Linked DNA regions of Homo sapiens: region 1 is linked to region 2. A link is an interaction called in ENCODE POLR2A ChIA-PET data of the cell type or tissue named here. Cell type or tissue: IMR-90. All regions are shown on one strand. Each heading gives the region's core, and the rest is flanking DNA. Links, peaks and the distances in the headings are about the cores only. Region 1 overlaps TANC2 (tetratricopeptide repeat, ankyrin repeat and coiled-coil containing 2). Region 2 overlaps TANC2 (tetratricopeptide repeat, ankyrin repeat and coiled-coil containing 2).

Region 1 (11,612 bases), core at 5,980-8,479, 420 kb before region 2:
TGAAGGGAACTTCAGAGGTAAAAAGTTAATTTCAAGTAGTTTAATATAGTGTGTGTGTGTGTGTGTGTATATAAATACACATTCATACACACACACACAGCCTTTTTAAGAGCACCAGTAAACCTTTACTGCTTATTTTCTGTAGGGAAATTAAGGATAAATTACAATATTTTTCTTCCTACTCATATTTTTATGACCTCTTTTTCATTTATATTAAAAACTACCATAATTAGCACAAATGGATTAGATGCCTATGTACATTTTACCTCTAATGTCAACAAATGTTTGTTCAGATTTTTCTCACACTTAAACATTGTTTTATAAGATATTGACCACATATGACAAAGTATTTATAAAAATGTGTAAAATATAAAGACTTCACAATGCAGCCAACACTTACATGCCTTTTACCCAGTTTAAGAAATGGAACATCATCTTTCACAATTATAATAGTTATTTTCTTCTCTTAGCCAAATTGCTTCTGCCATTCTTTTTCAACAGAAACCTTTCCTTATTGTGCTGCGAATTGCATATCTCATGTAACCAAACACTTCCCTTTTTATATACATTTGTTGATATGGGAATTCAATATAATCTACTGCTTATGGCTAAAACTTATTCAGCATATATGCTTACGTAATTTAATATATTTAATAAATTGTCATACACTCAGACTATGCTTTGTATTTGTATTGGTTACTGGTTGGTAGTTCATTTTAGCATACTTCACTTGTAAAACTTAATTTGGTTTGCAAATTAGGATTTTACTAACATTGTTAAACATTAATAGATTATTTCCCTCTTCCATCATGAATTCTTGACTGTCCCACGCTAGCTCTGTTTTTTCTTCTTTTCCCCATAACTGCCTTTGCTCTTTATTTCTTAAGTGAGTATGAATTATTTTGAATGGAGAGGGAAGGAGACCCTAGAAAGGAGTATACTAATCCAGTCATTTCAAAGGGGACTATTAGGGTAGTTGGTACTGATTGAATATATGGTAGAACAAGTGTGCATAAAAGAAATGCATGAAAATCCTCTCCTTGTCATATTTCTTCCTTTTACAGTAGAATTAAAATGAGATCTGAGACACTCTGATTGGGCACACTAGCTGAATATTGTTGGATTGAACTTACCCAGAATCACCAATGTTAGCTGGGATATTTTTGCTGACAGTACAATATGCAGATTTTAATTCAGGGAGCTAGAACAAGCTGTTGCAGAGGGCTGTTTACTCTTCTAGTACTAGTCTAATCAAGGCACCAAATATTATAAAATAGTTTGGAAGCTAGTTCAATTATTTGGACTTTTTTTTTCTTTCTGAATGACTTGAGACTCAGCATTGTTATATTTGCTTAATGTGCCTGTAGTCATCAAATGCTGTGATTATTTTGAGGGAAAGGCACTCTGTAAATATACTATACAAATAAATAGTTTAGACTTCGTTGTAATACCGTGAGAATACCGCTTGGTTTCTTTGAATAGCGTCTTTTGTAGTAACTTGCATTAGATGAAGACCGTTTAAAATGAAAAAAAAAATGAGTTAAGGAGATGTGTGTATGGTGATGCAGAGTGTATATCCCTGATGAGTTTCTTGAAAAGGCCACGGAGAGAAATAGGTTAAAGAAGAGCTTAAAGACTAGAGCTGTGTTTTCCCACTCAGCAGTCTCCTGCTGCCCTTCGCTTTCCCTTTCTTTTCTCTTTTCAAGACAGGATCTCACTATGTCTCCCAGGGTAGGGTGCAGTGGTGTGATCTTAGCTTATTGCAGCCTACGTCTCCTGGGCTCAGGCGATCCTCTCACCTCAGCCTGCTGAGTAGCTGAGACTATAGGCACGTGCCACCATATCCAGCTAATTTTTGTACTTTTTGTAGAGACAGTGTTTCACTCTGTTGTCCAGGCTCATCTCAAACTCCTGGACTCAAGTGATCCACCTGCCTTGGCCTCCCAAAGTGCTGGGATTACAGGTGTGAGCCAACTGTGCCCAGCCAGTTTTCTTTCTTTTAGAGCAGGGGTCTCTAACCCCTGGACCATCATGGCCTGTTTGGAACCAGGGTGCACAGCAGGAGGTGAGTGGCTGGCCAGCCAGCATTACTGTGTGAGCACCTCCTCCTGTCAGATCAGCAGCTTCATTAGATTCTCATAGGAGCTTGAACCCTATTGTGAACTGCTCATGAGAGGGATCCGGGTTGTCCGTCCTTATGAGAATCTAATGCCTGATGATCTGAGGTGGAACAGTTTCATCCCCAAACCATCTCTGCCCCCCTACCCTCTGGAAAAATTGTCTGGAAAAACGTCCCTGTTGCCAAAAAGGTTGGGGACCGCTGTTTCAGAGGACATTTTACTTTGCGTATTTAAGATTCAAGGTAATATTAGATGGAGAACAGGAACTTTGGGTCTGAGTTTTAGAAGGCTAAAGCAGGTTACGCAATTAGTGAAAAAACTTTCTGGGACCTTTTTTTTTCTAGAAGGGTCAAAGTAACTATAATACCATAATTTTTTCTGGAAACAAATTTATTAGGTCAGTTTATTTTAAAAAATCTTTATAAATTATGTGAAAGCTGTGTTTGTGGATATGTCATATAAGTTGTTTTTTTGTTGTGGGCCACACATGACGTATCTTGTTATGTTCGGTCTCTTGTTTGCTCTTGAATAGTTAAAGGTAAGCATTACTAAATTTAAGAGTCAAAATAATTGTGTTAGTGTTCTATTATGCCTTTTCTTCCCCGTAATATCAATTTCTGTCTTTATTCACTACATGGTTTATAGTGCATCTTAAACTCCTTTCTTTGTTTATCAGAACTTAAGAGAGTCTCATGTCACTCATTTAAACTGAGTAGTTGCATTATAGAAATGATCTTGTTGGTGTGTTTTTTTAAAAATCCAATTGCTGAGGAAACACCTTTAGTGTTTTTGTCAACTTTGCCTACATTTCTTCCATTGCGTTGCTTCCAGAGTGATCTTTCTAGATAGTCATTTGATCATGTCACTTTTTTCTTCAGAATCTTTCACTGGCTCCTCATCACTGAATGGATAAAGTGGAAACTCCTTAGCAAACCGTTTAAGGTCCTTAATGATCTGGTCCCTGCCTCCTCTTTAGACTCATTGCCTGCCACTTCTGTCTTCAAAGTGCTTTAGCGGTAGTAAACTGTGTGTGGTTCCTTCAGTATGTAGTATTCTCCTACCTTTTCATGCCTTTATGAAGTTCTTTTTTTCATGGACTACTCCTGCCCTCTCCTTTGTTCTCTGGGCAAACTGCTTCACAGCCATCATGCGTTAGCCCAATGTCTTCCGAGTGAAGAAGGTTTTGCTTACTCCTCCAGGTGGGCTTGGGCATGATGTTCTCTATCTATTCTCCCCTTGCACTTGGTGTATATAGTAGTTGCCGCATTTTTTTTTTTTTTTTTACACGGCGTCTCACTCTGTTGCCTAGGCTAGAGTGTAATGGCGGCCATCTTGACTCACTGCAACTTCTGTCTCCTGGGTTCAAGTGATTCTCCTGCCTCAGCCTCCTGAGTAGCTGGGATCACAGGCATGTGCCACCATGCCCAGCTAATTTTGTTATATTTTTAGCAGAGATGGGGTTTTGCCATGTTGGCCAGCCTGGTCTTGAACTTCTGACCTCGAATGATCGGCCCGTCTCAGCCTCCCAGAGTGCTGGGATTACGGGCATGAGCCACCATACCCGGCCGTAACATATTTTAAATATTTAATATGACTGGTTCATCACTAATGTGTGAGCTTTTAAGCAGGCACTGTGACTTTTCATCTTTTCAGCATCAGTATAGTTAGTACATAGTAGGTGCTCATTATCTACTTATTGAGTGAGGATTGTTGACCGTTATCTCAGTTATGCCTTTGAAACCTCATCTCTTATTGTGGAATTAGAGGAAACTTTAGGCACCAGGAGGTAGGTTTAGAGAAATATACACACCATCTAAAATATTACTCAGAGTAAGTCCTGGACTGTAACTAAAACTAACCCTAAAGATAAACCAGATTTTGTTCTTTTTTATGTTTGCTGGTGGCAAGAGGAAGATGAGAAGATTCTCTGAACTTTAGCCAAATGATTTTCTTTGTACAATGCAAGAGTTGCCAAACTATAGCCCATAGACCAAATCCAGCCCATTGTCTGTTTTTGTATGACCTGCAAACTAAGAATGGTTTTTACAATTTTAAGCAGTTGAAAAGATATCAAAGGAGGAATGATACTTCATGACATATGAAAATTAAAGGAGATTCAAATTTCATTGTCCATAAAGAAAGTTCCATTGGAACTTAGCCATATTCACTTATTTACATATTGGGTATTGGGTGCAGCAGCAGAGTTGACTACTAGTTGCTGTCGAGACCATACGGCCTGCAAAGCCTAAATATTTACTAGCTAGCTCTTTAGAGAATAAGTTTGTCAGTCCTTGGTCTGTTACATAGCCTGTGCCCATTAAGTGTTCGTTGAATATCATGAGTTGGAGATATACCAGCTACTTTTTTGAAGGGCTTCGCAGGGCATAATTCCTTCTATTTACTGAGAAGATTGGCCACTTTGCTTTTGTAATGATTTATCTCACAGGCCCCTGTTGTACCTCTCTGATGACACCCTTATTACATCTAACACTGAATAAGACTCTCACAAAGTGTGTTTCAAGATTCTATTCCTTTTTTTTTCTTTAAAAGGTGGAGAGGAGTTTGGAGAACAGCATGTAGTAGAATGTTTTTCTTCGCTCACATCTCAGTTTCTCATATACATTTTTTGCAATAAAAGATCATTGTTATATTTTTAAAAACCTTGATTTTGTATATTAGTTTGTTAGGCAGACACCTTGTGTGTAAAGTTTAAAAGTTGAGGTGGATTAGTTATGTTGGAAAAACTGGGGTATTTTTATGGAGTGTATTAACATATTCATTCATTTAAATATTTATTGACTACTATGTATAAGTTGTTAATTTTACTACTATTGTCTTTGACTTGGGGATGGAAATTTCATATTCTTCCTTAAAAGCTAAAATTGTAATTCAGAATCCTGTGTCTTACATATTTTTTCTACCCCTGGGAAAAATATAGTTCAAAAACATATGTACCATACTATTAATATTTGCCACTTCCCTGAAGTTCAGTAAGCCAATGATGATAGATTTTACTGTTTTCTTTATGTGGCAAAGTGTTATGAAAAGGCAGTGATTGATATATTCCTTTTCGTAGATATCAGCCAATGTTACAGACATAAAATTCATAAAGAAAAGTACGTAAGCAATAATAGTGGAAAACTTGTCATTCCAAATGGATGATCTTTGGACCAGGTAGCCATTCTTATTTCCTTGTCTGTAATACCATGCTAGCATTATCATATGATGACGTAGCTGATTATAAAGATTGACAACATTAAGAAATATGGCCCCAGTTTTTTACTGCCATGGAAATCCCCTGGTTAATCCAGCCTTATAAGTAGATTATAGTTATTGAACTTGGAAACGAGAGTGGGTATATAGAGATTGTGATTTAGTCATTTTATGCTTGGAGAATGTGCTTCAAATCTCAGATCTCAGGCAATTCTGTCTGCCTAAATGAAGGTAGTCACTTCTTAGCCCTTTATTCCTAATCTTTCATTGGGTGGAGGAATCCCACAATTTCTAGTTGTGGTTGCTGAAATTTGGTAAGGCACAGCTAGTTAGGTTATAGGTTATAGAAACTTGATACATATTTATTGTACTCTGTAATTCTATTTCTGTTCAAATTCCATGGAATCCTCTAGGGCACCCTGGGATTGTGAATTAGTGTGAATGAATGTAAATAGCTTTAGTGGGCCTATGGAATGAAGACTTATTAAACCACATAAATAACCGTCCAACCACATACACCCATATTCTGCCTCAGGATCAGAGAATCAGCTTTTCCATTTTCGGGCTTTTTTTTTTAATTTTTTTTTTTTTTTAATGTAGAGACAGACTTTGTTTGAAAGCTGTTATTCAGACATTCCTATATTATAGGATGACAGTACTGTTGCTCAGTTGTAAGTTTAGAAATTCCAATGATGAGACCAGTATATATTGGAAAGAATATGACTTTATGAGTTTTGAATCATGAAAATGGGTTTGAATTACTGCTCTGTCACTAATTGTATGAGGGGCCAAAAATCTATCTCACAGGGTTTTTATGATGATGAAATGAAAAATATCTTGGTGAAAATCCTTAGGACGATGTCTAGTACTTAATAAATGGTAATTTTTATTAGCCTGTGGAAAGTATCCTAAATTTTTCTTTTTTGATATATGCCAGCTCCTCCCAATTTTTTACTGGCATTGTCACTCCAGCTTTTCTTTGTTATCTTGTCTTGATTTCCTTTTCAGCCTTGCAAGGCATTTTAGAAACCCATGGTAGTTTGGATACTGATTTATTTTATTCATATCCTTAAATTTTCTTTTGTGAAGTATTTGATAAAAGCTGAGAGAAAGAGTTTTTGAATAACTGTAAACCGAAAAACTCAGATACTGCTGGGCCTACTCTTTTTATGCATTTTTTTTGGACTATTTCTTTTGAACACTACTAACTTGACAAAAATTAATTTTAATCCTTTCTATAAAATCTCAAATCATAGTGTTTCTTGAGATGCGCCCCTTGACAGCTTTTCTTCAGTTTGATTATGTAAACAGTTTTAACTTCTACAAATATCTTTTTTTGTGAATAATAACTTGAACTTTGCTCCTTACACCCCTACCCCCAGCCAGTGCCTCAGGTTGACAGCTTTTTGTAATCTTTCTTTTTTGAAACATTGTATGTGACAGTCAGTCAAGGTGGACTGCTTGGAGGGTTTGTCTGGTTTTTTTTTTTTTGATATCTACCTACTTAATAAAAAAGGGACTTATCTATTTACAGTGTAAAATAATATATTGGAAAATTTTGCCCCTTTTTCTGTGGTATAATCAGTTAACTATTTAGAATCTTGTAAAAAATAAAGTAGAGGTTCCTCTTCAAAGAAACTTTCCTCCCCGTCTAATTAGGAATAAATAGTAACTTCTCTTAGAAGCAAAATTTATTCAAAGATCCGTGCTAACATTCTTAAATACTACCTGTAATAAAAAAAATTAATGTACTTTATATTCTTAGCTCTCACAATTTAGCCTAAATACTTGCCCTGGCATGCTTATACTGGTCCAAGAAAGCATTAGGTCGTAGCTTGTTCCTCTTCCTTATTTGGAAGTATTTTTACCTTTCTTAGCATTCCACAAGTTACTTCCTCCTTCCTTTGTTCTCCTCTGCCTTTGCCTCTTTTAAAAAGTTCCAAGTCGCTAGCCAATCGTGACAAATACAGAATGTGAGGTCCCGTTCCAGCCGATGGAAACCAGACACAGCAGTAAGGTGGACGCGTCAGGTTATAAATGACCCTGTCTCCTTTGTTCCATGCACTCTTGTGGCAAAACTGTTGGCGAGTGTACCCTTTCTGCAGAAAGTAAAAATGGCCTTGCTGAGAGAATTAAATTTATGTTCAAGTGCTATTTCTTTGCAGCCCCAGGGAACAAGCATTCTGTTTCTACATAAACATTTTTGACATATAACAATCCCATTTTTCCCTAAGCTTCAGTTATTTCTGTAGCACTTTGTCAATTTCTGCTTATCTGTGTATCTTTAGTATAATTATTGAATCTTTTTCTTTAAATGAACTTGACTCATTTTCTCTTAGTTTCATCTTTAGTTTTCCTGATCTTTATAAACTGATAAGTTTGTGCTAGTTATAAACTAAAGAATAGTTCATCCTGAAGACATTTCACTTAATGCACTTGGGAAAGACTACTTATATGCAAATTTGGTTCCAGATTGGATTGTTTTGAATTTTAAAATAACTTCATATAATGAGTCTTCTCCTTGCTTTAGATAATTTAATTGTTTTTGTCTTTGGATATGTTAAATGTAGGCATTTATTGGTTGTCAACAAATGTTAATTGTCATTACTTATAATGGGCAGCTGGGGTATTTCTCCCCTATCCCCTAACATTCTACCTATTTTTTTTTAATTACAAAAGTAATATTCTCCCCATCCCCTAACATTCTACCTATTTTTTTAAATTACAAAAGTAATACATCTGCTTGCAACCACTAAAATAAACAAACTCTAGGAGTCAATAAAGAAAAAGTTGATATTTTCCTCTCCCCTCGGGTTTCTCCCTTCTCTAGTTATATTCCTTGGAGTAGCCAACGTTAACCAACACTTTGATAAGGAGTATTTTTTCAGTGTGTTTCTCTTTGCTCAAAAATATATAAGCATATACACATAAATATACAGGCTTCTTGTTTTTCTAATTAAATAGGGATCATATTATTTATTGCTTAGTAACATGTATTACTCATTTAACAATATATCATGGCTATCACTTCAGTTCAGTAAATGGAACTCTAATTTTTAAAAGCTGAATAATATTTTATAGTACACTGTACCATAATTTATTATGTTATTTCCCAACTGATGGATGTTAAGATTGTTTCCTTTTTTTGCTATTATAAACATTAGTTCACTCTTATGACTAGAGAAGCAAACATTTGAAATAAAGTATTAGCAAAATAAATCTAGCCACGTGTTTAAAAGGTAATACACTATGATCAAGTAGAGTTTATTGCAGGAAGGCAAGGGCATTAAAATATTAAAATATTGTATAATATTAACACATTCTGAGATAAAAACTACATGATTATTTCTCTTTTTTTGGGGAGAGTTAGGGGCTTCGTATTGTATTTATACAAAATAGCATAGGGAGATGCCTGCCCATGTGGACAGCAGTCCAAGTTTTATACAGTTCTTTGGTCTTAAAAGTTGATAGACAAAAGTCTTTATTCTGGGGTCTTTAGAGGGGACTCTATGGGTCCTGTGCCTTGGCCTTGACCTCGTTACTGGCCATTGGTTGCCAAAGCTTAGTATGTTGACAGTATGGACAGCTGGGAAAGAGACTGGGATGGATGGTGTGGGTGATATCCAGTTCAGGGCTGGTACCTTTTAAGAGTACCAATTTGATTACTTTGGGCTTGAGGAGCACCTTTTTGGCCTCTGTATAGGTGCTCATTGCCTTGGAAATGTTGGCCTGAATCTTTTCGAGGACTTTTTTGTTGGGCTTGTTGGCAGAATTATGCATTCCTTAGAATCTGAATGTCTTGAAGCCATTTCTGTGCCATTTTCAGGACTGGTCTTCTGTGATATTGTTCTTGGATTTGGCCATATCTGTACTGCTGGCTGCAACTGTGGGAGTTGTGGAGACTGGAAAAAAGAGCCCCATGTTGATTTCAATAGATGCCAGCAAAGCATTTAATAAAATTTTGGAATAATTTCCCCAGAATGTATATGGCATAATTTCCTAATCCTTACTTGAATGAAGATGTCTTTTATCTTGATTAGTGAAAGGTATTTTGACCAGACATAGTATTCATGGATCATAATCCTTTTTTTTCATGCAGCATGTACACGTTATACCACTGTCTTCAAGCCTTTTGTGCAGATGAAAAGTCTGATTCTCCTTTCTTTATAAGTGTCTTCTATACATGCAGTTTTACCATCCTTATATGCCCTGAGATTTTCAGGTTTAATCTCACGGTATACTTTATCCCTTTTATATCATGAGAAACCCAATGCTGCCAGTAATTCCTGTCTTTATAGTTCTGTGTTTCTGCCTTTCTGACCCCAGTTTTTTCTCTTTTTTTGGTCTTATTCTTTAAAGTAAAGATCTTTTACCTTATTTTGCAATAGCATGTTAACAGTTTTGGTCTGTTATATGGGCATGTCTTTCTGGCATGCCTTCATTGTCTGTAGGGATATTCTACTCCTATTCTCTCATTTCTTATACTAGCAACTTCGTATGAGATTAACCTTGATACTTTTCTGGGACTCATTTTTATTTGAAATAAATTTTAAAAATATTTTAGAGTGTGGCTGGGTTTAGGAAAGCATTTTTTAAATTTACAGAGCTTTCTCTTCTCTTGCTTTTCTGTACTTTTAAAAAATGTGGCAAGGCAGGGCACGGTGGCTCACGCCTTTAGTAATCCTAGTATTGGGAGGCTGAGGTGGGAGGATTGCTTGAGGCCAGGAGTTTGGACCAGTCTGGGCAACAAAGTGAGACTTTGTATCCACAAAAAATTTTAAAAATTAGCTGGGTGTGGTGGCACATGCCTGTGGTCCCAGCTACATGGGAGGCCGAGGCAGGAGGATAGCTTGAGCCTGGGAGGGTCTAGGCTGCAGTGAGTCGTGTTAGCACCACTGCAACTCCAGCATGGGCAACAGAGTGAGACCCTGTCTCAAATAAATAAATGAATGAATGAGTGAATGGCAGCTTGCTTTCTGAGATTTCCTGGCCTTATTCTCCTCCACTAGTTTGGCTTGAACCTTCTCTTTCCTTCGTCTCTCTTGTCTGACCCCAGTTTTCACCACTGTGTGACTCTGAAACCTTTCCTCTGTGCCTTTTAGAGTTTATTGTCAGTCACCTGTAAAACACCGTTTCTTTTTAACCTCTTCTCTAAACAATACCTTGATTTCCTTACTGTACCTGAAACTGAGCTCTCTTCCTGAGGGCACTCCTTCCCCTGAAGAGTTCTTTAGTGGTGGCTCCTCCTATTGGGAACAGAGATGTTCTGTTTGTTTCTTATTGCTGCATCTAGACTTCTGGGCTCTCTCCCACTACTCCAGTCATGTAGTTGTTGGTGATTTCAGGATCCATACAGATGCTTTTCATATAGGTTATCTGTAATCTGAAAATCCAAAATCTGAAATGCTCTAAAATTAGAAACTTTTTGAGTGCTGACATGACAACTCAAAGGAAATGTTCATTGGAAGATTTCAGGTTTTCAGATTTGGGATGCTCTGTGGTACATATATTCCAAAATCTGAAAAAAATTTGAAATCTGAGACACTTCTGGCCCAAAGCATTTTGGGTAAAGAATACTTAACATGCAATACTCTGGCTTCCTGACTTCCTCTCCTCCATTGATTTATCTTAGCCATTCAACTCTGTGGCATATCCTGTGCAGATGCTTTTAAACTCTCAGGGCATCTGCATTAACTGGGGAGCTTTGAAAAACTATAGATGCCTAGGACTCACTCCCAGAGATTCTGATTTCTTTATCAGTTTCTGACATTTTACTCTCCACCTACCACCTCCTATTTTTCTGGCTTACTTCTAGTACCCAAGAGTCTTAATTCTTTCATCTCACTGGGACTTTCTCATTTGCCACCTTTTCTGTTACATCGTACCCTCATATCCTCATTTCCTTTTCCAACTAGCTGAGTTCCCAAAGCCTGTCATTACACTTGCTCTTCTGAGTCTACTTTCAACCCTCTTGACTTCTCTCCCTGAGTTGTTCTTGCTTGGCCAAACCTTGATGAAAACCAACTCCATCTGTTTTATACCTGTATACTTGTAGGTGAATATGGCTCGAGCAAACAGCTATGTTGACTTTCAATTCTTGGCTAGTACTTAATGACTTTAAGTTCATGGTTTAGTGCTGCCCAGCTGTCTTGTTAACTCTAGTTCTTTCACGTTCCCATTGCTTAGATGATTATATCTTTCCCTTGCATTCACATTGTCAGTATTTCCATTCCATCTTCTCTCTCAGCTGATGACCTTGCTTTCTGTTTCATTAAGAAA
Region 2 (11,612 bases), core at 7,776-10,275:
TAAAAGCTATAATAGTGAGGGAGAACAAAGCCTAGAACTACCTAGTAATATGAAAGTGTTTTAAAGCCAGTAACAGTGTATGGACCTTATGTGAATCCCAATTCAAACCAAAAAAATTTTAGTTCCTTTTTTTAGCTAATCAAGGGAATTTGAACACTGTTGGGATATTTCATATTATAGAATCCTTCTTAGTTTTAGGTATGTTTTAAAGAGTTCATATCTGTTGAGAGACACTGACTAAAATAATTAAATATTAACTGATAAAATATCTGGGATTTTTCAAAATAATCCCATCAAGGGAAGGGGATATGAGCAGGAATGTAAATAATACAAGGTTGGCCATGAGTTGAAAATTACTGAAGTGAGGTGATGGGTACATGAGAGCTTTACTATACTATTCCTCTCTACTTTTGTAAATACATTTTAAATTTTCCTTAATCAAAAATGTTTAATAAAGTAAATTTTACGTTGTTTATATGCACTTGTATGTATGTATTTTGCGTATATATAGAAAATGTGTTAAATAATAAACACTAATGTGTTAATAGGAGTCACCTCTTAGGATTGAGATGGGAGGTTTATTTTTAATACCATATTATTTTATTTGATTTTTATAACAAATTTGTATTATTTTTATAATTTCAAAAACTGAAATGTAGAAGTCTTTTTTCCTTCTGTTTTTTGGTGGTTGTTGTTTTTTGGTTTTTTTGAGACAAAGCCTCACGGTGTTGCCCAGGCTGGAGTGCAGTAGCACGATCACTGCTCACCACAGCCTCAAACTCCCGGGCTCAAGCGATCCTCCCACCTCAGCCTCCCAAGTAGCTGGGACCACAGGCATGCACCAGCATGCCTGGCTAATATTTTAATTTTTTTGTAAAGATGTAGTCTCCCTACATTTCCCTGGTCTCAAGCTCCTGGGCCCAAGCAATCCTCCCACCACCACCTCCCAAAGTGCTGGGATTACAGACATGTACCACTGCACCTGGCTGAAAATAAAATTTTTAATAGGAAAGTTCAATGATTTAATTTTTGGTTGCATCAGAATATCCCCACAGGGAGAAAAAAAAAGGTGCCTGTGTCGGAAAAGCCTTTAAAACGTTCGTGTATCTAGCCTTCCCACAGCATTATTCACCTTTCAGCCTTTCCTCTAGTGTGAGAATTCCCTCTACAGGAAGTTTTTTCCTAACCCACTTTAGAGACCCTGAACTCTCTATGGGAAGACCTTGACCACCATGACTAGAGGTCTTGTTAGATGAATTTATAACTCATAAGTTACTGACACATTCCTCCTTTGTAGATGCCCCTTCCCTAGTATGCCGCATAAACACACCTTCCTGATTTTGGGTATATGTAGGTATTCTAGGCAAGAACATTCTATATTTCAGGGACAAAGAAAGCAGAAGTAGCTTAAGTTTTTAAAAGAAGTACCTCCCTATATCTCTTATTACAACCCAAATTTCATTGTTAATATCTTCCTGCCCTCAGGATTTCCTTCTTTAACTGATTTGATCCAGATATTGACAGAAGAGTAAGATGATTGTCAGAGAGTGTCTAACAATCAGGAGATCTGAAGAACAAATTATTCTAACTTCCTTCTGGGGAAGCCCATGTGAAAAGGACAAATATTAGTACATGTCGTGGGACCTGTGCCAGTGATACTAGGAGAAAATTTGTTGCGGATGGAAATCAAGCCTGTATTGCTGTTTTTTTCCTGAGGATAAGCATATGTAATCATTTTGGGATATATTAGTTAAGGTGAAGAACACTAGCTGCTATTGACAAACCTGCAAAATCTCAATGACTTAACAAAGATTTATTTCTCCTTACATCACAGTACAGTGCAGATGTCTGGGCAGGCTCCTTCCGTGTAGTAGTTCTAAAATCACCTTGGGCCTCAGAATTCTCCATTGGATCTTCTACATCTGGCCTGTAATCAAAAGGAACAATAGAAAGTGTAGAGAAATATGCAGGAAGTTTTGGAGCCAAGCCTGGACATGACATATTATTTATGCCCTAATTTTATTCACCAGAATTCAGTCACATGGCCTACCTAACTGTAAAGGAGCCTGGGAAATAGAGTTTTTCCAAATGTTCAGGAAGAAAATGAAATGGAAATCCGTGATCACATTGCATTATTTCTGCCACAGTGTGTAATTTAGTAACTTGAATTTAAGAGATTTATTGAAGAAGGCTAATAAAAAAGATATGGAAAAATAAATTATATCCAGATAGAAAAGAGAGGTGTTGAGTAGACGTGTTGCTAAGGGCTGCAGAGATGGAGACTGTTTCAGTTAGCTTGTTCCTGCAGGACTGGTCTTTGTCCCCCCACCTAGGCTTTGCTTGGCATGAACATTGTTAGGGTGAGACTCCGCTCTCATTCATTAGTACCAAAAACAAAGAGGCCACTAATTCACCACTGATGCTACTTTTTTTTGCTGGGCTACTAATTTAATTGTCTGTATTTCTTATTCAGGGTTTGAGTAAAAAAGTTGGTGTATCATCCTCCATCCTCCAAGGTCTCTGGATCTCTTATAGCACAGAAGGTCTTTCCATGGCACTGGCGTCTTTACGAAATCTCTACACTCCAAATATAAAGGTAAATTTATAAAGAAATTATAAATATGATAAGGAATTAACTATGAAAAAATAAAACTAGAAGGACATTAAGTAGCTATTTAGTTGATCTTTGACTTGTCTTTCTTATTAGCCTTTTATTGATAATTTAATATATTTTAAATTGTTAAATTTTATTCTATAAATTAGAGACTAGCTCCATTGTCCTCTTAACTTCTATAAGCTGACTCTGACATATGGGATCAGGTCCTGCTGGTTCCAAAGAGTAAATTGATCTCAGGTAGCCTTTGTCTTGGTAGGAGCTTTTCTGACCAAGAGCTCACTTCGTAGAGACTATGTTCAGCACTACAGTATAGGAGGCAATTGCTCTAGTTACTATGCCATTTATGTAAAGGAGATATTTTACATTATCTACCAAAGGAAAAGAAAAAGGAGCAAATGAGATTATAAAATAAAGCAATTACTAAATGCTACTAGACACTGTTGTAGAATGTTAGATGGTTTAATAAAAGATGACTAAAAGGATGTGACTCCTGTTTGTCTAATTATTAGTTCTGTTTGTTTATTTCTAGGTCAGCCGACTGCTGATTTTGGGAGGTGCCAATATTAATTACCGGACAGAGGTTTTAAATAATGCTCCAATTCTATGTGTTCAGTCCCATCTTGGTTACACAGAAATGGTAGCCCTGCTGCTGGAGTTCGGGGCCAACGTGGATGCCTCTTCTGAAAGTGGCCTGACTCCCCTGGGATATGCTGCAGCAGCAGGGTACCTGAGCATTGTGGTGCTGCTGTGCAAGAAACGGGCCAAGGTACTGGCTGCCCAGCTCTGCTGCTTTTCTTCCCTTTTTCTTTATTTTCGATGCATACTCTTTCTTATCTCCAGTGTTACTTCATGAGTCTGGGTAGAGTATATCAAACCATGATGGAGAGGAGATCAGAGAGAGTGCTGGTTCTGCATATGTGCAGGGCCACTGCCATCCATCCTGCAGGAGCACACAGTTCTAAACCCTTTGAGAGGTGCTTGGGAAACTGCATTTATCCGTAACCACAAAAAGTTTCTACATAACAACCCAGAAATGATCTATTGAGCTCAGAAGAAGCCTCTTTTTAACAAAGAGAGGAAGGAGAAGTGAGGAAGCCAGGAGACTGCAGTGGCAGGTCTGGACCAAATGACACCTGCAGGCTCTAAGCCTTTCATGTGTAGAGAAGAAAACTTAGCCATGGAGATGAGAACAGGACCAGACACCTTCATCCTGTCCTTGAAGACCACCACTCTAGAGATAAGGGGAGAAGATGATTCTCCCTATTTATACTCAGACTGACCAAGGGCACCTCGAAGTGCTTCTGTTAGTACTGATCAGTTCTCTGAAAATATTTCCAAAATATGTTTGCTTTATGTATAAAAACTCGATTTCACAATATTGGTGAAAAGAAAAATGCTGGTCTCACAAATGTGGGCCTCTGGGAAAAAAAAGTCTGGCCTCATAGTATTTTGTTTCAGTCCTGAAAACAAACTGAGGACTTTAGTGGTTTCATAGTGAAATACAAGTCATAGTATGACTTCATTCTGCGGTATTCAGTGCTGTTACGAGGGGAGAAAGTGGGACTCCTCCACTCCTTTGGGAACTGAGACGTAGGCCTCTCAATGACATCTCAGAGCCTTAGAAGTTTACTGTAGCACAGTGATTGTGCACCTGTGACATCCCATTCATTTGAATGGACACCTCTAGGAACAATGATAACTGGGCCTCGTTACTATTTTCGTTTTCTTTTTAGAGACAAAGTCTTGTTCTGTTGCCTAGGCCAGAGTGCAGTGGCATGATTGTAGCTCACTGCAGTCTTCAGCCTCCCCAGTAGCCAGGAGTATAGGTATGTGCCACCACACTCAGCTTTATTTTTTTCCTATTTTGTAGAGGCAGGGTCTTGCTATATTGCTCGGAGGTTTGCTAAAACTCGTTGGATCAAGAGATCCTCCCACTGTGGCCTCCCAAAGCGCTAGGATTACAAGCATGAGCCACGGCAGCCAGCCCTTCTTACTATTGCTGTCACTTCATATTCTGATCTTAGCTGGGTCTTTCCTGCTGTTCAGCCCTTACACTGCCAAGCCATCCTTTTCTTCATCTTTCATTGTTTTCCCCAGAGCAGAAATGTAACTCATATGTACTTCTTTCAAGATCCTATCACGCCTCTTCTGCCCTTCATCACTGTGATCGAGCTCATCTCAAGGTGCCTGTATCTCAAAACTCTTATCAGTTCTTACGTACGCTCACCTCTACTTTGCCTTAGAGAAGGAAGTACTTACCTTCCTTTCCAGAGCAATTGTCTCCTCCTCTACACTCTTAACCCACGGTGTTGCTCATTCTCTCACGTTATTTCATTCTTTTTCTAAATTCACACTACCTTTTTTCTCAGTTTCTACAAACCTATGAATGTAGAAACCTACCTAACCTAAAAAAGAAATGTTCCTCTCCCTTGCTAACCAGAAGCAACATCCCATCTCTTCCCTTTCACCTCTGCCAAACCTGTCCTAAGAGTCCTCTATACTGGCTACATTCACCTCTTTATTACTCCTTAACCACTTGCATTCTGGCTTCCATGAATGAGAGAGGAGGCAACTCATTAAAATGATAAGCTTTAGGATCAGACACAACTGGGTTAAATCCTGTGTCCATACTTAATTTATACAAGGGCTTGAACAAGTCACTTAACCTCTCTCAATCGCACTTTTCATCTATAAAAAGGGTGTTAAAAGAGTCAGTGTAAGCATTGAAAGAGATAAAGCCTTTTTTTAAAAGAGGTGTTAAAGTCTCTTTTAATCTTATATAGTGCCTAATAAATAGTATCTGTAAAAAAGAAAATAACCCAACCTCCCTACATTCTACCAAGCTGCTCTTTTAAAAGTCACTAATGACTGCCATTCACCAAATAAAGCAGCTTTGTCTTATTCCTCACATCTCTGAGCCCCTCCATAGTATTAGCAATAATAAACCTTTTTTTTTTTTTTTTTTTAAACAGAGCCTGGCTCTGTTGCCTAGGCTGGAGTGCAGTGGCACCATTCTTGGCTCACTGCAGCCTCTGCCTCCTGGGTTCAAGCAATTCCCCTGCCTCAGCCTCCCAAGTAGCTGGGACTACAGGCGCACACCACCACGCCTGGCTAATTTTTGTATTTTTAGTAGAGATGGGGTTTCACCATGTTGGCCAGGCTGGTCTTGAACTCCTGACCTCAGGTGATCCACCCACCTTGGCCTCCCAAAGTGCTGGGATTACAGGCGTGAGCCACCGTGCTCGGCCAGTAGTAAACTTTTAATGTCATTTCCCACTTCTCTGGCTGCCCCTCTCTTCTTCTTCTGATAGAACTGTTCACTGAGATCCTCTGGTCTTCCTTCCGTCCTCATACTCGCCATGGCTTCAGCATTAAAGTCATAGGCTTTGGCGTCAAACCCGACTGGGTTCTAGTTCTCCTACCTACATTTTGGTGACTCTTAACCCCAAATTGCTAATTTCTGAAAGTGTTTTTGAGCTGTAGTTTCACATTTGTAACTGCTTCCTTGGCAGGCATGTTCATATCCCTGACTAGTTAGTTCCTCAGATCCAGCTTTCTAAAATCACTCAGCATCTTTACCCTCCTCTTTCTGGATTTTCAAAGTCTGCTAATGTAGCCTCCGTTTTTCTCAGAACTAGGGAGTCATTGACATCTTTCCCTCCTTTGCCCTTCCTAATTCATTTAGTGGCCAGCACTTTTCAATGTTATCCTCAAAAGAGCTTGAGAAGCTACTCCTTGGTCTCTACCCCAACTGCCACTATCCCCCTGAATTATTCTTGGAGTCTTCTTGTGTAACAAACCCGTTTTTCAGATTCTCATCTCATCTATTACACACCATCCCCTTAGCTTTTGTAGAGCTTTTATTTTGAAGTAATTTTAGACTTTCAAAGATACTGCAAAAATAGTGCAGAGACCCAACACAAAGAAATGATACACGTTTGAGGTGATGGGTATGCTAATTACCCTAATTTGATCATTACACATTGCATACATGTATCAAAATATCACACTGTACCCCATAAATATGTACAATTATTGTGTCAATTTAAAATAATAAAAGTAAATAAAATAATTCTCTTGTAGGCAAAAAAAAATGCATAGAGTTTCTATATATCCTCCATTCAGCTTCTCCTAATGTTAACAGCCTAAGTAATTGTAGTCTCATTATCAAAACCAGGAAAGTAATTTGGTGATAATACTATTAACTAATCTACAGACCTTACTGAAATTTGTCCAACTGTCCCACTGATCATTTTTGCATTAGAGAATCCAGGTCAGGATCTCACATTACATTTAGTGTTGTGCCTCCTTAGTCTCCTCCAACCTGTGAGAGTTTCTCAGTCTTTGTTGATCTTTTATGAGCTTGACAGTTTTGAAGAATACCAGCCAGTTGTTCTGTAGAATGTTTTTCAATTTTAGTTTATCTAATGTTTTCTCACTGTGAGATTGAGTGTATATATTTTTGGCAAGAATACCACGTAAGCAATGCTGTACCCTTATAAAAATGCAGCACTAGAAGTCCCTGCTGTTGATAGGTCTTATTACAGGTGGTGTTAACCTCAGTCACTTGGCTACCCTAGACCTGCTCACCAACACACTGACCATATATCAGTGATGATGCGACATTGTCCAAGAAAGTACATACCAAGGCCACCGCACAATACCTGTCCAAAAAGGCCTCCAATACGGAATAATGTTCTTCATTATTTCAGAAGTCTTTTTCTTCGCTGGATTCTTCTGAGCATTTGATCACTCTAGCTTAATCCCTACTCCAGAATTAGGAGGACATTGACCCCCAACAGGCATCTAAGGTAATGTCTTCCAGGTTTCTCAGCTCTGAAGTTACTGTTTTTCCTTTTGTAATTAAGAAATATCTTTTAGGGTTATGCTTTTGAGACTAGAAAGACAGACATCCTGGTTCTTGTCATACTTTTGTCCACTAATATTAGGATCCATCAGTGATTCTTGCTGCAGTAAGTATTATTATTATTATTATTATTTTTTTTTTTTGAGAGGAGTTTCACTCTTGTCGCCCAGGCTGGAGTGCAATGGCATGATCTCAGCTCACTGCAATCTCCGCCTCCCAGGTTCAAGTGATTCTCCTGCCTCACCCTCCGGAGTAGCTGGGATTACAGGCACCCACCACCACACCCAGCTAATTTTTGTATTTTTTAATAGAGATGGGGTTTCACCATGTTGGCCAGGCTGGTCTCGAACTCGTGACCTCAGGTGATCCACCCGCCTCGGCCTCCCAAAGTGCTGGGATTACAGGCATGAGCCACCATGCCCAGCCACTGCAATAATTATTGCTTTGATGTTTGCCTAACAGTGATTTTCTACTTCCATCATTCCCTCAACATGTATTAATTGAGATGTTACTGAAAGGGAAAGCGATCCCTTCTCCCCCATGTATTTATTCAAGTATTTATTGATATTGCTATGAAGTCATGGATATTTATTTTATTCCATAGCCTGAAATCCATTACCATTATTATTCATTTTCATTGTTCACCTTGCCCCAGATTTGGCCATTGGGAACTCCTTCAAACTGATTCCTGTGTCCTTTCAACTTCCCTCTATTAATTTTTGAGCATTTTCAGACTTTCTGACACCACAAGATGTTCTAGTCTCATCTCTTACCCCAGTCCTGGAATCAACCATTTCTCCAAGGAGCCATGGTTTCTTTTATCCATTCGCTTAGTTTTTGAAAATACAGTTCTGAGCATGAAAACACTCAATGACTTCACTGCCTATTGGTTACAATTCAGACCACTTAGCCTGGCATTCAGAAATATCCATGCTCTGTCCCAAAAGACCTTTTCCGCCTTAGAGTTTAAACTTCCCTTTCATGTGCCCTACTCTTACAAAAAGTAGAATACATTAATCATTTTCCATCTCAGCCAGTCAAGATAGACCTTTCTGTCTGAATCTGTTCCTGATTCTAGCCAGGAATTAATCTTTCCTTCCTCTGAAATGTTATTTCACTTTTACATTCCTTTAAATTTATTGTATACTCCTTTGTTGGACAGGCTCTTGTCACATTGGTCACATCTCCCCTACCTTGTTGGAGAGTCCTTGAGAGCAGAACCTATATATTTACTGTCTTATTCACCTAAGTGGTACTTTGCCACATACTCTGTATTCAGTAAATATTCACTATGTGGATGGCTGGATGGAACTGAAATCAGTAGGAAAGCCAGAAACAGAACTTATATTTTCAACTGATCTAACTACCGCAGGACAAGTACCACCTACCTACCAGAAAAGGCTACTCATCTAATGAAAGGCTACTCATCTGTTGAAACGAAGGCCCTTCTGGTAAATCAATCTTGATCAGGGTCTTCTTTCAGCCTAAACTTGTAACCAACACTGAAATTATGAAGACTGCTACTGGTGCACTAAGCCAGAAGTGCCTCTAGCCATTTGGGGCAGATCTTTGAGAGTCCTCCCTCCTGCTGGAAGAGAGAAGCAGACTTTGCCAAAGTTTGGTGGTCAAATGATTCATGATGTGAGATGTTTTGCTTCTTTGGAAGGCCAAAAAATTGTAGCTTCATAATGTTTTTCTTCCCTTTTTTGATTTCAAAGATAATTTTTTTTATGCCAGCAGAGCTACCAGTTTCTCAAATCTTGGTCTAAAATGAACTATTTGAGGAGACAAAGAAGAATTTACCTCAGGAAGACGAAGCTCAAACTGAGAGTTTTGGTTTTTGTTTTTCTTGGAATGCAAAAAAAAAGTCTGACCTTTTCTGAGGAAAAGAAGTTCTTCCCAGAGGGACATTTAGCATAGTTGTAGCTCAGTAATAATCTAGGCTGAGCAGAGTCTCCTGAATTTGCTCAGAGATTGGTTCCAGGAGTGGAAAGGATGATTCTTAGTAGCCTAGGCTTGTGCAGTGGCGGATGTGACTAGATTGCGAGCTCAGCCACAAGTCTGTGTTCACACATATCTCCTGTCCTCTCCTCTTAGGTGGATCATTTGGATAAGAACGGGCAGTGTGCTTTGGTTCATGCTGCACTCCGAGGTCATCTGGAGGTTGTCAAGTTTTTGATTCAGTGTGACTGGACGATGGCCGGCCAGCAGCAAGGAGTATTTAAGAAGAGCCATGCCATCCAACAGGCCCTCATTGCTGCAGCCAGCATGGGTTATACTGAGGTAAGAAGTAGGCAATAGGATTGTTTTTTCAAGCTCTGTATTGAAGGACCCAGGAAACCAGGAGAAAAGATTGCACGAAGACAAAATTGCCAACCAAATTAATGTGAATTCGTGATCGCTGCTCTGAATAATAAGGAGATTAAACTCCATGAAGCACTTTACTCAAATGCCAAAGTCCCTCAAATTATAGGTATAGAAAGGTGCGAGTTGGAAAGGACCGTGGAAATGATATAATTATTCTCCATGTTTTCCTCCCTGTTTAACAGACAGTGGCACCAAGGCTCAAAGAGATGAATTATTGAGGTGTAGTCACATGGTTAGATAATGTGGCACAGGAACAGCATAACATTTAGAATCTCAGAAGGACCAGATTTGAGTCCCAGCCTCGCTATTCATTAACTCTAGCCCTTGAACAATTTACCTATCTCTTAGAAGTTTAGTTTCCCATCAGCAAAGTGAAGCTAATAAACTCCTTTATACAAGGCTGTTGTAAGGGATGCTTGGTAAACTGTTAAACATTATACAGTTTATTTATTAATGATAATAACAATAATAGTGGCAAATGTAGGGAATTGGTAGTGTGCTAGGAAATGTTTAACAACCAACTGTGAAGAGGGGTGTGGGGTGGAACAGGGGTGTGTGTTTGTGTGTGCATACGTTTATTATAAATTTTACTGATAGAATGTGTTGCCGTGGAATACTACACAGCCGTAAGAAGAACAAAATCATGTCCTTTGCAGCAACATAGATGCAACTGAAGGCCAGTATCCTAAGTGAATTAACACAGGAACAGAAAACCAAATACCACATGTTCTCATTGATAAGTGGGAGCTAAACATTGAGTACCTATGGACATAAAGAGGCAACAGTAGACACTGGGGACTACTGGGAGGGGAAAGGAAGGGGAAAGGGTTGAAAAAAACTGTTGTTATCCTCACTACCAGGTGATGGGAACTTTTGTGTCCCAAACCTCGGCATCATCCAGTACACCATGAAACAAACCTGTACATTCACTGCCCTTGAATCTACAATAAAATTTGAAATAATTAAAAAAAAAAAAAAGAGGCTGGGCGTGGTGGCTCACGCCTGTAATCCCAGCACTTTGGGAGGCCAAGGCGGGTGGATCACCTGAGGTCAGAAGTTGGAGACCAGCCTGGCCAACGTGGTGAAACCCCATCTGTACTAAAAATACAAAAATTAGTCAGGCGTGGCAGTAGGCACCTGTAATCCCAGCTACTCGGGAGGCTGAGACAGGAGAATCGCCTGAACCCGGGAGGTGGAGGTTGCAGTGAGCTGAGATCATGCCATTGTACTCCAGCCTGGGCAGCAAGAGCGAACTCCATCTCAAAAAAAAACAAACAAACAAAAAGAATATGTTGCACACAACTTACAAATAATAATGAACTATATAATACTCTTAATTGAAAGCTTTTGTTGATTTTTGCCAAATTTTTAGCTAAACTGTGGTTGTAACTTATAACGAAAGTTTGACAAATGGAGCTGCATCCCAGTTTGCTCTTTTCTCAATAACTGTATTGCCGTTAAATCTGATATGTGATCTACTGTTAAACTACTTCTCGTCCACATACGAACTATATTCATTGAACTGAATCCTCTTTCAGCTTTAGCACTAAATGAAGCCCTGATTTATAATGTTTGCCAGTTTCAAGGGTGTAAATACTCCCATCATGGCCAATTTCAAGCTACCAGTGTGACATCACTGAAACAAAGAGGGGAGGAGAAGCATAGTAGCATGTTGTGATGTAATATTCCCACCATGCAGACAAGACATGCACAATCAATATAAATAACCTCAACAGCATAGATAATAGTAAGATATAGTTA

What was found. ChIA-PET counts read pairs that join two places held together with the same protein. Peaks named below come from ENCODE experiments on the same cell type or tissue, not always from the same donor. Only the 100,000 strongest peaks of a DNase experiment are listed, where the experiment ranks them.
Region 1: POLR2A ChIA-PET joins it to region 2 with 5 read pairs; 5 of 35 experiments call an interaction of 5 or more read pairs at or near these places.

What each region holds. Positions count from the first base shown.
Region 1 is chr17:62,969,645-62,981,256 of GRCh38, forward strand. All of the region lies in intron 1 of TANC2 (tetratricopeptide repeat, ankyrin repeat and coiled-coil containing 2), which reads left to right. Among named protein-coding and RNA genes, the nearest start is that of TANC2, 9.2 kb to the left of the region's middle. In IMR-90, for the core only: no CTCF peak of the experiment used is centred there; no DNase peak of the experiment used is centred there.
Region 2 is chr17:63,386,162-63,397,773 of GRCh38, forward strand. It overlaps TANC2 (tetratricopeptide repeat, ankyrin repeat and coiled-coil containing 2), which reads left to right. Exons shown (of 28, transcript NM_001394998.1): 16 at 2,474-2,596; 17 at 3,147-3,383; 18 at 9,582-9,767. LOC105371856 (a long non-coding RNA gene) reads right to left here. Exons shown (of 4, transcript NR_188626.1): 3 at 1,828-1,927. Among named protein-coding and RNA genes, the nearest start is that of CYB561, 54 kb to the right of the region's middle. In IMR-90, for the core only: no CTCF peak of the experiment used is centred there; a DNase peak (open chromatin) is centred at 9,080; H3K27ac peaks cover 310 bases.